Linked DNA regions of Homo sapiens: region 2 is linked to region 1. Evidence: read pairs that join two places in POLR2A ChIA-PET (ENCODE). Cell type or tissue: Caco-2. All regions are shown on one strand. Links, peaks and the distances in the headings refer to the core of each region. The heading gives the core; the rest is flanking DNA.

What was found. Peaks named below come from ENCODE experiments on the same cell type or tissue, not always from the same donor. Only the 100,000 strongest peaks of a DNase experiment are listed, where the experiment ranks them.
Region 2: POLR2A ChIA-PET joins it to region 1 with 5 read pairs; 9 of 35 experiments call an interaction of 5 or more read pairs at or near these places.

Annotation. Positions count from the first base shown.
Region 1 is chr1:153,644,703-153,656,692 of GRCh38, reverse strand. It overlaps CHTOP (chromatin target of PRMT1), which reads right to left. Exons shown (of 6, transcript NM_015607.4): 6 at 10,387-11,629. The coding sequence ends at 11,424. Among named protein-coding and RNA genes, the nearest start is that of SNAPIN, 8.0 kb to the left of the region's middle. In Caco-2, for the core only: no CTCF peak of the experiment used is centred there; a DNase peak (open chromatin) is centred at 1,202.
Region 2 is chr1:153,761,852-153,764,351 of GRCh38, reverse strand. INTS3 (integrator complex subunit 3) reads right to left here. Exons shown (of 30, transcript NM_023015.5): 15 at 1,505-1,624; 16 at 990-1,119; 17 at 466-520; 18 at 131-234. Among named protein-coding and RNA genes, the nearest start is that of SLC27A3, 12 kb to the left of the region's middle. In Caco-2, for the core only: no CTCF peak of the experiment used is centred there; no DNase peak of the experiment used is centred there.

The sequences.
Region 1 (11,990 bases), core at 65-2,564:
CTAAGTAACTGGGACTACAGTCACCTGCCCCCATGCCTGGCTAATTTTTTAAATTTTTTTGGTACAGGCAGGGTCTCCCTATGTTGCCCAGGCTGTTCTCGAACTCCTGGCCTCAAGACACCCTTCCATGGTTTTCTTTTTCCCTGAGAATTATGAAGACAATGATTCCTTCCTTAGTTTAGTTCGGTTTGGTTTTTCATGGCTTTCCAGATAATTTACATCTGTCTCCTAGGCTCTAATGTGTTCCCGTGGCTCCCAATTCCCTAGGCCATGGGGAAGGATGTATGAGCAGAAATGCTCCTGGAGGACAGGCAAAGGCATCCATAGTGATAAATGGGCACCAGAACGTTCAGCTTTGAGCTTCATCTTCAGTAATAAAGGAAGATAAGGCATTTGAATCACTGTGAGATTTGGTGGTCAGCAGCTCTAAACCTAAGACCCCAACTGTGATAACTTTTTTTTTATTATTATTTTTTGTAGAGACGAGGCCTCCCTATGTTGCCCAGGCTGGTCTTGAACTCCTGCATCAAGCAGTCCTCCCACCTCGGCCTCCCAAAGTGCTGGGATTACAGGCGTGAGCCACCAAGCCCAGCCCCAACTGTGATAACTTTTAAAACCTTATACACTTACACTGGGTGGGGTGGCTCATGCCTGTAATCCCACCACTTTGGGAGGCTGAGGCGGGAGGATTGCTTGAAGCCAGGAGTTCAAGACCGGCCTGTGCAACATAGGGAGACTCCCATCTCTACAAAAAAATTAATAAAAAAAATAACTGGGCATGGTGGCACACACCTGTAGTTCCTGCTACTCGAGAGGCTGAGGTGGGAGGATCACTTGAGCCTGGGAGGTAGAGGTTGCAGTGAGCTGTGATCATGCCACTGCACTCCAGCCTGGGTGAAAGAGCAAGACTCTGTCTCACACACACACACACCAAAAACCACCTTATACACTTTTTGTCGTTGATTACGTTTGTATCCCTGTATCTTCCTCTCTGGTGATTAGAGGTAAAGCTCTTGCGAGAGGCTAGGAGCTTATTTTGGGAGTAAGTGGCAAGGCAACTGCAACCTGCTTCACAGTCAGGCCTTGGGAAAAGGAAGCCCAGGGGAGAAAGTAGTGACAGTGTTGAAGAGGAATGGAAAAGTGTTGAAATCTCTGAGGCTTGTACTGCAAAGAGAGAACAGGTGTTGACCTGGGCTGGGAGAGGGCCTTGGAGGTTGATGGCCCACTGTTTGCACAAGAAGCCCTTGTGTGTTAGGCCACTGTCCTTTCAGGTGCCTCTTCAATTCTTTAGATTAAATACTCCCTATTGCCGGATTTAGCAAACAGAATAAACAAAACACTTGGGACACCAGGTAAATTTGAATTTCAGATAAACAACAGTTTTTTTTTTTTTTTTTTTTTGAGATAGAGTCTTGCTTTGTTGCCTGGGCTGAAGTGCAGGGGTATGATCTCAGCTCACTGCAACCTCCACCTCCGGGTTCAAGCAATTCTCCAGCCTCAACTTCCCGAGTAGTTGGGATTACATGCGCCCGCCCCCATGCCTGGCTCTTTTTTTTTTTTTTTTAGATGGAGTTTCACTCTTGTTTCCCAGGCTGGAGTGCAGTCGCGCGATCTCGGCTCACTGCAACCTCTGCCTCCCGAGTTCAAGCAATTCTCCTGCCTCAGCCTCCTGAGTAGCTGGGCTTACAGGTGCCTGCCACCACGCCTGGCTAATTTTTGTATTTTTAGTAGAGACGGAGTTTTACCATGTTGGCCAGGCTGGTCTCAAACTCCTGACCTCAGGTGATCCACCCGCCTTGGCCTCCCAAAGTGATGGGATTACAGGCGTATGCCACCGTGCCCAGCAACAACAAATAATTTTTTAGTATGGTTATCTAGTAATCTGACTTCAAAGGCTGGTTCTCTGAGGAAAAGCATGTGTTTTGTTTTTATGCTTTCCTTTTTCTTGAACTTTATTTCTCATGGGGTCTATTGCAAAGGCCTCCTGACTGATCTTGCCTGTAGTCTCTATATTCCAGGTCAGTCTGCATTCTGAAATACCAGTCAGATTTCATAATACCCCTGCTTAGAGAAAAGTAGTGCTGAAAGGAATTTTAGACTCTGTCCTTTGTTCCTGGGACACTTGTGAGGAAAACTGGACAAGGGTCTTGAAGAATCCCTGAAATTTGATAAGAGGTTGAAGGCCAGTGCTAGTGTAATTTTTCATTCTCTAAACATTTATCACACTTTAGGCCCAAGGTATTCAGCACAAAAGCCCCTTCCTGCCTGCCTTCACCTGTATCGTATAGCTGTGGCCCTCCTCCAGGCCTTGGCTTTTCCAGAGAGACTGAAGATGCAGGTCCTAAGAATGCCCCTTCCCATCCAACTACTGCACATACAACCACCATGCTGTTTGTATGTCAGGGTCCAATGAAGAGAGACAAATGACACAATATCAACAGGGATAGTTTACTGTAAAGAGTTATCAACTCTATTTGGTGATGGGGGATTGGAGTAATGAGGAATTGGCTAATAAGCAGAGAGAACTCTAAAGCACATAGGAAGAGCAGATGTTAGGAGCGGCTGTTACTCCTAGAGTTAGAGCACACAGGGAAGAGCTCTAGCCACCAGGTCTGAGATCCAGACATTGTTGAAAAGGGCATGGCTTGGCCGGGTGCAGTGGCTCATGCTTGTAATCCCAGCACTTTGGGAGGCTGAGGCAGGTGGATCACTTGAGGTCAGGAGTTCGAGACCAGCCTGGCCAACATGGCAAAACCCTGTCTCTACTAAAAATACGGGTGTGGTGGCACATGCCTGTAATCCCAGCTACTCAGGAGGCTAAGGCAGGAGAATCGCTTGAACCCAGGAGGTGGAAGTTGCACTGAGCCAAGATGGCACCACTGCACTTCAGCCTGAGTGACAGAGCGAGACTCTGCTTCACACACACACAAAAAGGCCGGGTGTGGTGGCTCATGCCTGTAATCCCAGCACTTTAGGAGGCTAAAGTGGGTGTATCACTTGAGGTGAGGAGTTCGAGACCAGCCTGGCCAACTTGGTGAAACCCTGTCTCTACTAAAAATACAAAAATTAGCCAAGTGTGGTGGTGAGCACCTGTAAGCCCAGCTACTTGGGAGGCTGAGGCAGGAGAATCTCTTGAACCTGGGAGGTGGAGGTTGCAGTGAGCCGAGATCAAGCCATGGCACTCCAGTCTAGGTAACAGAGTGAGACCCCATCTCAAAAAAAAGAAAAAAAGAAAAGGGCATGGCTGTGGCTCACTGAATGACTCAGAAGTTGCTCTGATGGCATGTTGGTGGAATGTGCCAGAAATCTGCCTTCCAGAACTTACCTCTAGAATTCTACACTCTAGAGTGCCTGGGAAAGCTGTGTATGGGAGGTGGCTCACAGGAGGCATTCCCTTATGAAACAGCCTGAAGCTGCTGCCCACTGGGTACTACTGGCTGCCATGCACTGCCGGAGATGAGTCCTGAAGTCATGTTCCGGGACCCACCAGAACAAGGAAGTAATGGTTCCTCCTGAAATGTTCCTCCAGTGTCCTCTATTGACAAACATTGTGCCAGCTGTCAAAGGAAAAATATTTAAAGGATTCAGAATCATTTTCACAGAGCTGGCAAAAAAGATTAATTTAGAGCTACAAGGTTCTTCCTGGTTGTGCAACAGCTGGAAAATTCACTTGTCTGCTCTACAGGAAGCTCTAGATCTAAAGTACGATTTTATTCACTTGGGCACAAGTCACAGGGAAATGGTGTTCCCACCTCCAAGGCCTGATCACCACCCAGAAGGCTTCTCTAATGAGTCTTGTTTTCCAACCTCCCCATTTCTGTTCCAAGTATTTGGTTTTCTTAGGAGGAATTGTATCATAAAGGAAAAGTATGAGCAATAAAAGGGCAGAGGGTACCTACCGAGATATGAGGAGAAAGGGAGGAGGAGAGGACAGGGAGGGGCAGATTTAGTGAGACGTTGTGCAGGAAAATTCAGAGACCATGATCCTCCTGTATTCCAGCAGCCTCCTATGGTTCTCCACAAGCAAAGCCCACTTTCTGCAGACTGCCTCAGAGAGCCTGTTGGGTTTCTATCTTCCCCACAATTGTCCAGCATAGGGGATTTACAGCTATTTATATGGGACTTATATACATATATGTGTGTGTGTGTATATATATATATGTCTATGTATTATATATATAAAATTATATATATATAATTATGTATGTAAAAAATTATATATATATATAATTTTTTTTTGAGACAGAATTTCTCTCTGTTACCCAGGCTGGAGTGCAGCGTGTAGTTGCATGATCTCAGCTCACTGCAACCTCTTGCCTCCCAGGTTCAAGTGATTCTCCTGCCTCAGCCTCCCAGGTAGCTGGGACTGCAGGCGCACGCCACCACACCTGGCTAATTTTTGTATTTTTAGTAGAGATGGGGTTTCACCATGTTGGCTAGGCTGGTTTTGAACTCCTGACCTCAAGTGATCCATCTGCCTTGGCCTCCCAAAATGCTGGGATTATGGGCATGAGCCACCATGCCCAGCTGATAGTGGACTTATATTTTACAAGCATTTTTATGTCTAAACTCTCACCTGATGCTTACAGTTGAGCAGACTGATGCTTGGTGGGGCACCCTGACCTGCAGCCACACAGCCTGGTCAGCTAGGGCTGGGGACCCAGCTGAGCTTGGGTATGGTGTATAGCACCTGGGTTCAGCAGCTGTGGTGCCTGGTGCAGCTGCATCTCCATTCAGCAGGAGGTGTGGATGATGATCTGGTGCAGTTAATCTGGCTGCCAGCCATTACAAAACTTAGGCAGCAGATGCATAGGTATTTACTGCCTGGCATCCATCACGATGCCTGCAACCTCTGCAAGCCCTGGGTGGGCAGAGAAAATGGAGCTCAGGTTGAGTTTGATGTATTATACAGCTTTCCACCATCTCTCTAAACATCTCGCTTTCTACTGGTTAGTTTGTTTTGGGGTGTTTTTGTTTCTTTTTTTTTTTTTTTTTTTTTGAGACGGAGTCTTGCTCTGTCGCCCAGGCTGGAGTGCAGTGGTGCAATCTCAAATCACTGCAACCTCTGCCTCCCTGTTTCAAGAGATTCTCCTGCCTCAGCCTACTGAGTAGCTGGGATTACAGGCCCCCTGCCCCCATGCCCGGCTAATTTTTGTATTTTTAGTAGAGACAGGGTTTCACCATGTTGGCCACGCTGGTCTCAAACTCCTGGCCTCAAGTGATCCACCTGCCTCGGCCTCCCAAAGTGCTGGGATTACAAGAATGAGCCACCGCGCCCAGCTTGTTGTTGTTGTTGTTGTTGTTGTTTGAGACAGAGTCTCACTCTGTCACCCAGGTCGGACTGCAGTGGTGTGATCACAGCTCAATGTAGCCTTGTAGCCTTGACCTCTTGGGCTCCAGTGACCCTCCCACTTCAGCCTCTCAAGTAGCTGGGACTACAGGCACATGCCACCACACCCAGCTTCTATATATATCTATATATCTATCTATATATCTATATATCTATATCTATCTATATATCTATATATATATCTGTTTTGAGATGTAGTTTTGCCCTTGTTGCCCAGGCTGGAGTGCAATGGTGTGATCTCGGCTCACTGCAACCTCTGCCTCCTGGGTTCAAGCAATTCTCCTGCCTCAGCCTCCCGAGTAGCTGGGATTACAGGCCCCCTGCCCCCATGCCCCGCTAATTTTTGTATTTTTAGTAGAAACAGGGTTTCACCATGTTGGCCAGGCTGGTCTCGAATTCCTGGCCGCAAGTGATCCACTCGCCTTGGCCTCCCAAAATGCTGGAATTACAGGCGTGAGCCACCGCGCCTGGCCAAAATCTCTTTTTTTTGAGATGGAGTCTCGCTCTGTTGCCCTGCTGGAGTGCAGTGGTGCAATCTTCGCTCACTGCAACCTCCACCTCCCGGGTTCAAGCAGTTCTCCTGTTCCTCAGCCTCCCCAATAGCTGGGATTATAGGCGCCCTCCACTGCTCCCGGCTAATTTTTCTATTTTTTAAATAGAGATGAAGTTTCACCATGTTGACCAGGCTGGTCTTGAACTCCTGACTGCAGGTGATCCTCCTGCCTTGGCCTCCCAAAGTGCTGGGATTATAGGTGTGAGCCACAGCAACTGACCTTTTTTTTTTTTTTTGTATTTTTTATAGAGATGGGGTTTCACCATGTTGACCAGGTTGGTCTCAAACTCCTGGGCTCAAGTGATCCTCCCACCTTAGCCTCCCAAAGTGGTAGGATTACAGGTGTGAGCCACTGTGTCTGGCCACTACTGGTTAGTAATGGCTAGGAAATAACAACTCACTTTCTCCCTGTCTTCAACTCAAGAATCACACCTAGGTCAGACTTCCTACCTAGGCCACTTCCAGTCTGTCTCCCTGCTCCCTCCCATATCTCCACTAGGAAAAACTTCATAATACTCACGTCCTGTACCCCTCTAGTTTTATGGGCTGCATGGGATCGGGTGCCCCTATGTTCCCCCAATAATCTTAGTCTATTGACTTCCTCCCCACTCACCCATGGCAGGGCTAATGTCCCCCAAAGAGTCAGACCTAGGGATCTCACTCCCCATGGCCACTGCGCATGTGCTGGGGCCACCTGCTGCTGTGTCTGCCACAGGCTGACTGGCACAAACACACACTTGGCAGGAAGCTGGTGGTCAGGATACACTGCCAACCCAGCTGTGTCCACACTGCCAATCCTCATCCCTGCCAGAATCCTGGAGCAGCTTGTTTTCTTGGGGTGATGAGTTGGGTGCTTTTGGGATTTCAGTGCCTGCAAGCCTTTCTGTTCTAGACTTTAGGTCTCTTCTCATCTCCTGGAAGCACTGGCTCTTCCCTGCCTCTCAGACTCTTCTGACTCTGTTCTCCCCATGCTTAGGTTGAACTGCCTTCTCCTTGCTGGCTACCTCAAGGTGGGTTCTGGGGTAGGCCCAGGTGGAAGCTCTGCCGGAACATGCTATATTCTCTCAGGCAGCACACATAGTGCACTCTGCCTGGAGGGCACCTGCAACCTGCACCCTCTGTAGAGCCTGGGTGGGGCTTAGAAGAAGGCCTTTCTTGTGGGAGAGAGGGTTCACAGAATGGTGTCTGGTAATGCCTTTAACTGGGGAGGAAGACCTGAGAGTCAGACTTCTTTGGGCCTCTGTGAGCTCCAAAGGATAGGGATGAGGATATTCCTGGTACATCCTGCTTTCTGGGAGGCCAAACCTCTGTTTGGGGAGCCTTACGAAGCTTCAGTGGAGGAACTGGAGGGGCAGCAGTAGAGGTGGGAGCTGGGAGGGGTTAGGGCAGGTAGTCAGGTCTGTGGTTCAAGCTATCTTAACTGGTGCTTCTGGAGAGCTGCCATCTGCCCACATCCCCCATGGGTGAATTATCTGGCCAGGCCCCAGGACTCCTGCTTATCACAAAGGGGTCAGAGGCTGAGGGTGAGGTCCTGCCTTGGCAGTGCTGAGGAAAACATTAGGGGCCTTTCTTCTTTTATCTTTCCCGTCTACCTTTCCCCCACCTCCTTTCTCTTCTCTGTTGTCTGAACTGGCTTTCCTCTTGAAATTAAACTCCTGAGAGTATGTGCTTTGAATTAAAATCCAAAGGGGATGCTGGGTGCGGTGGCTCATGCCTGTAATCCCAGCACTTTGGGAGGCCGAGGCGAGCAGATCACCTGAGGTCAGGAGTTCGAGACGAGCCTGACCAACATGGAGAAACCCTATCACTACTAAAAATACAAAATTAGCCGGGCGTGGTGGTGCATGCCTGTAATCCCAGCTACTCGGGAGGCTGAGGCAGAAGAATCCCTTGAACCTGGGAGGTGGAGGTTGTGGTGAGCCCAGATCGTGCCATTGCACTCCAGCCTGGGGAATAAGAGTGAAACTCTGTTCCAAAAAAAAAAAAAAAATTCCAGAGGAAAGCTTTAGGACTTTCTGAAGGAACCCCTTCCCCCATCTCCTCATGGATGTGTTTAAATCTTCAGCTGATAATCACCTTACACTAAAGGGTAAGAAACAAAATCGCCAGGCGTGGTGGCTCACGCCTGTAATCCCGGCACTTTGGGAGGCCGAAGCAGATGGATCACGAGGTCAGGAGATCGATACCATCCTAGCCAACATGGTGAAACCTCGTCTCTACTAAAAATACAAAAATTAGCTGGGTGTGGTGGCGCATGCCTGTAATCCCAGCTACTCAGGAGGCTGAGGCAGAATTGCTTGAACCAGGGAGTTGGAGTTTTCAGTGAGCCAAGATTGCACCACTGCATTCCAGCCAGGCAACAGAGCGAGACTCCATCTCAAAAAACAAAACAAAACAAAAAAACAAACCAAGACTAAATGGAGCATTTAGTGAATCCTTTAAAGAGACCTCATGGGGATCTTAGCTGTCCCAGGCTGCCCACACAATGAGGCCTATGACTGGGGGCTGCTGCCACCATTAAGGGTCCCAGAGCTGTCCAGGGCCTGTCTCCACCTTCAAGAGTCATCCTGCCCTGCTTCACAATGCTCCCCTCTCCTTCCTTCCTTGCCCCTGGTACAGGTGGTCAGCCAGGGTCCCCAGCACGTCTGACTGGGTCACTAGCCAGGGTGTGACGCAGGTGGGAGAGCCCACCGAGGCATAAGTGGGAGCCTCTACCCTAACCCCTGCTGGGTCCATGGAGCTATCTATTCATAGCAGCAGGACCACCTTTTTTTTTTCGAGATGGAGTTTCACTCTTGTTGCCCAGGCTGGAGTGCAATGGCGCCATCTCGGCTCACTGCAACCTCCGCCTCCCGGGTTCAAGTGATTCTTCTGTCTCAGCCTCCCGAGTAGCTGGGATTACAGGCATGTGCCACCACGCCCAGCTTATTTCATATTTTTAGTAGATACGGGGTTTCTCCATGTTGGTCAGGCTGGTCTCAAACTCCCGACCTCAGGTGATCTACCCGCCTCGGCCTCCCAAAGTGCTGGGATTACAGGCGTAAGCCACTGTGCCCAGCCTCAGGTGTTCTTTTAGCACTGTACCTTTACACTTGGTTCCCTCTGCTTGGTGTATTTTCTCTACTTTCCCTTGTCTTAAAAGATCCAGCTCATCAACCTCTTCCCTATGCTCCTAATGTTACCCTTACAAAGGATGCCTTGTGTTGGTATGGCAAGCCCTCAGCACATGGCAGCTGAATGAAAGGCTGACCCAGAGGAGGTCAGGTTTACTCACCTTGTCCCACACGACCAGTGACTGAGGATGACAGGGACACAGGCCTCAGGAGACCCTGGGAACTGTAGTGAGCAGTAGGTGGGGCTGGAGGACCCTTGGCTGATAGGAGAGTTCCCTGTGCCCCACATAAGCGATTTGGGGATAAATTCTTTCAATGAAGTAGGAAGGACATGGAGGTAGAAGGAAGGAAGCCTAGGCTACGGCAGTCACCTCCTTTATAGAGAACTCTTAAGCATCAGTCTCCTCTGGGGTAGGAGGGAGCCTGGCATTTTGCACTTGTTTGGGTTGTTGGGGAGGTTGGCTGGGAGGGGAAGTCCTCATGCTTTAGCACTGGAAAAGGCAGAAGGAGCTGAACTGGGGATTCAGTTCTGCAGTCACCGTCCAACCTGTAGCCTTCTGCTAGACCCCCACTGCCCATCTCCCTTGGGACCTACAGACACCCCACATCACAGGATTCAAGTTTGGGTTGTCCTGACCAAAATTTCCTTCCCAGCCCCCAGTAAGTACAACCTCCTGGCAGTTTAGGGTGAAAGGCAGCCCAATGACAACTGGCTTGGCTGGGCGCTACTAGGTTCTTTTCTCTTCAGCTCTCAACATAGGGAAAAAGGGAAATATGTGCCAGGGCCCAAGGGCCCAGAATGTTGCCCAAGACAATCTTCCTTGAGTTTTTGTGGGCGTGGTGTTATTTCTGCAGAGCTCAGAGGAAGTCAAATTCTTCACTTTCTGCTCAAAGCCACAGGCTCTCCAGAATTTTAACACAAGTAAGAAGAAAGAAACTCTCAACCATACAAGGGGTATATCAAGACATCATTAAAGTGGCTGGGTGCAGTGGGTCACGCCTGTAATCCCTGCACTTTGGGAGGCTGAAAGTGGGTCACGCCTGTAATCCCTGCATTTTGGGAGGCTGAAGCGGGTGGATCACCAAGTCAAGAGATCAAGACCATCCTGGCCAACATGGTGAAACCCCATCTCTACTAAAAATACAAAAATTAGCTGGGTGTGGTGGCACATGTCTGTAGTCACAGCCACCCGGGAGGCTGAGGCAGGAGAATCGCTTGAACCAGAGAGTTGGAGGTTGCAGAGCCAAGATCGCGCCACTGCACTCCAGCCTGGTGACAGGAGCGAGACTCGGTCACAAGAAAAAAAAAAAAAAACATCATTAAAGTAGCCATGGCATTTTGAGGCACCTCAAATAAAGAGAGTCCTGGGTGGATTTAAGCGAACAGTTTGTTATAATGAACCAGAAATACAAGATTCCACTGAAACTGAACAGTTGACAGAATATGGTTGAACTTAAACCTTCAAGGGAAACAAGGGCAAAACAAAGCTAATGAGTGGAAAAGTCCAAGATTAGTTTGGGATAAACATGAGGATATAATTGCATTTTAGCATGGCTATCTTCTGACCTCTTCCAGCAGTTCGTCTGCCATCATTCTCCCTTCTGACACACCTACCAAATCAAATGGCTTCTGATCCTCTATATTGCAGTATAAACCAACCCTATAGTACCCCTCTGGTCATGATACAAACCCAGAAGGAAAGTCTGTAAATCTCATACAAAGGTAGAAAGTGCAATTCAACCCAACACGCTGGTTATGGTATATGTGCTGTCAATGTACATGGTAGCAACTTGAATCAAACCAGAGCTGCTACCACATGTAAGCAACCTCTTATGCTGCCCTGTAGTGATGTCAATGTTCTCAGTTTACTAAATTATCAATGTGGAAGAACGCATTTTTGAGCTCCAGACCTTCTAAACATTTTAAACAGGCTATCGAAGAGGATGTAACAGAACCCTATTTCAGAAACCTAAGGATCAGGGAGGAAGGAACACTGACCGGTTTTTCTGGGATGTTTCTGTGGGGGCAACAGGGATGAACAAAAGAAATGTTAGCATGTCAGAGCATATGACAAGTGAGGGGAGACAGAGGTAGGAAGAGGGTGTTCTAGCCACAAGGCTAATGCATTTGTGTTCAAAGAGAAGTCTGGGCAAAGGAGGGGAAACCCCCCCTCCCCCCTAAAAAAACAAAAACAAAAAACCAAATCAAAGGACAAAAGGGTTTCATACAACACAGTATCAAAAAGTAAAAGGAACACACTAAATGCACAAGCTGGTGGCAAGTAAGTCCACAGCCTATTGTGATAGGTCCATCCAGCATCAATCAGATTTCTTCTCATCTGTTATCTCAAGGTTATTTACAGATGTGTTGACTAACAAGAGTCTCTCATGGGAGGATGGGCAGGCTTCAATCATTGGTTTCGGGATCTGTCTGCGCCATGTAGGCATCCAACTCAGCATCCAGGTGTCCTTTTGTTTTCGACATATATGCATCCAATTGGTTGTCCAGCTGCTCCTTGGTCAATACAGGGCGAGCAAGGGCACCTCTCCCTCGTCCACGGCCTCGGCCTCGGCCTCCAAAGCCCCCTCTTCCCCGACCTATCATACCCCGACCTGGCCCAAAGGGGAAAAAAAAAAAAAAAGAGACAGTTACAAGTAAGTTTAATAGGTGCTGTAGTAAATGCCCCTTAGAGCAGTGGGGCCTAGCTGAGAAAAGCTGAAGGGCAGGGCAAAGAGGAGAAATCTGGAAAAAAAGGAAACACAATGGGTAGAAAGCAACACATGGAAAGCACACATAATGAATCCTCTATCACATGATCATCTCTAAATGCTATTTTAACAAATTTTATTCTATCAATAAAGGAAAATAATTAACTGGCAACTATAATTTTAAAAAACCTTAATCAATCCTAAGATAAAATTACCTAACATTTGAGATTCACTAAGTTCATAATTAAAATACATGACAGATAAC
Region 2 (2,500 bases), core at 1-2,500, 110 kb before region 1:
GTACATGTGAGAATAAAAACACCAAGTGAACAGATTTTTCTCAAGTCTACAGTAAGGGGTCTCTTGGACTCAGGCTGTAAGAGCACCCTCTGGCTCCTGAGGCTCTGGAGTGAGGGAAAATCAGCCTTACTCCTCAGTAATCTCCTCAGGCAGGACCTCCCCTCGAAAGTGGGCCTTGAAGAGCTCCTGTAGGCAGGAAGCAAGGACAGACAGCTGCTCCGAGTCAAAGTCTTCCTGGGTGATGAGACAAGGGAGGGAGAGTCACTACCTACACCCAAGCCCTCCTGCCCCCACGATCCCAGTCTTGGAACTCATCTGCTTCCACCTCCAGGATCAGCAAGCTCCCCTCCCCACTATAAGAGGGACTCATCTAGGGGAGGGAAAAAGTGAGTTGTCTTCCCTGGGAGACGTGTAAGCTAAGCAGGCTAGGCTGCTTCCTCCCTAAGGGATTGGGTTCCTCCTCACCTCCAGGACCTGGTCCACAATTTCCTGCATGACCTCACACTGGGCCTCCGTATCACTGCAGGACAGAAATGAGAGGAAATCCCAGGGACATAAATGATAGCAGAGGGCAGGACACACACCCAGAACAGTGCACAAGCACACTCACATGCACAGAGACAAAACAAAGGAGCTCTGTGTAAAATCCCAGCTTGGATGGGGAGGCTTTAGGGCAGAATTGGCTGCTCTCTGGGCAGAGGCCCAAAGAAAAGGAAAATCCCCACCAATCCTGCCTTGGTTCTCAGAGGTTCTTCTCCCAAGAATCTGCAGAGTGGGAACTCAAGGTGTTACGGAATGAGGCTGCCCCACTCCCAGCTCATACTCCCTAACGTAAAGTGCAGAAGAACTCCCTCATGAAGCTTCAGCTACCTCTCCACACACTCCTATCATGTTTGCCTCCAACCCCCATCTCCTGCTATACCCATTAAGCACCAGGTAGAGAGCCTGGGGCTGAACCTCCTGAAGTTGAGAACAAGGTCTGTACCCACCTCCCCTTCTGTAGCTGGAGTACTTTGTCCCTCAGGGACTCATCCAACTGGTCAAGGTAAGGGGTGATATCAACTGGCTCCTCCACAACTGTCTCCTTGATAGGGTGGAAGCGAAACTCCCTCTTCTTTCCTAAAGGGAGTGATTTGGGAAAGAAGTCAGTTTGCCCAGATGCCAGCAACAGAGACAGTCCCCTCAATGACTTATCCCCTTCCTCACATGCCCTAAGTGTGCACCTGTTTCCTCAATGCTGTGTGAGTGCCTGAAGCATCTCCCTGACTGTGCACATGTACTAGCTCTTACAAGCAAACAAGGGCAGGAACCACTTCTTTTTTCCTTCCTGCCTTGAGTGTTAAGTACAGGGCTCTGCATTCTGGAGTCTCATCCAGATACCCTGTGAACAAAACTTTAACTCACAGGAATAAGGGTGACAGGAAGAGTGCAGAGAGGCTGCTTCTGGGAACTGGTCCTCTCAGGGCTGACACAACCCTGAACTAGCCCTTGCTGATGGCCTCACCTTTGCTGTTGAGATCCTCTTCATCGTCACTGAAGGCTGCCTCTGCATTGTCATAGCAACTCTCATCCTTATCCGACATATGGTTGTCCATCTCCATGGAAACTGGCTCCTCAATTTTGACTTGGGAGTAAAAAAAGATAAGGCATTTAATGGCCTCCTGGGTCCTCTAACATGCCCCATGCTTCTAGGAAGGGAGAATGGAGGGCAAGTGAGAGAATAAGGAGTTTATCATCTAAATGGAATACTGACCCTGGGAGGACAAACCTCTTGACAAACCTCTTGTCCTCACAACCCTCCATGACCTGCAGAGGGATGTTGCCAGGAATAAGAGCAACACTGGACATGACTCCTCTATGCTCAGCTCATTAGGATTGGTAACTAGAGTAAGATCAGGGACAGTCCGAAGTGCTAGTCTCACTCTTGTCGCCTGGGCTGGAGTGCAGTGGCGCCATCTCGGCTCACTGCAACCTCCCCGTCCCAGGTTCACGTAATTCTCATGTCTCAGCCTTCTGAGTAGCTGGGACTACAGGTGCCCGCCAAATACAAATTTTTTTGTATTTTAGTAGAGACGGAGTTTCATGATGTTGGCCAGGCTGGTCTTGAACTCCTGACCTCAAGTGATCCACCCGCCTCAGCCTCCCAAAGTACTGGGATTACAGGCATGAGCCACCATGCCCAGCCTCCAAGTGCTCTTTAATTTAAAACCAAGTTGGAAAATACTACTTGACTTAGACCCTTATCCCAAAACAAAGTGTGTATGTGTGGTAAGGAGATGGCAGTTGTATTGAGAGTAAGGTTTGAGGCCCAACATGACAAACTGTCATCAGAGGCCAGGGCCTAGAGCTGGGAAGAGAGATGGGCAAGTTAAAGTGAGATAAATATTGTAAATATTACATGAAAGCCTTCTAACTACTGAGCAGGAGTTACTAGGAGAAAAGAGTTAAGAGAACAAGAAAGATGAGCAAGTCAAATAAGATTAGATAAAGCAAGAGAATC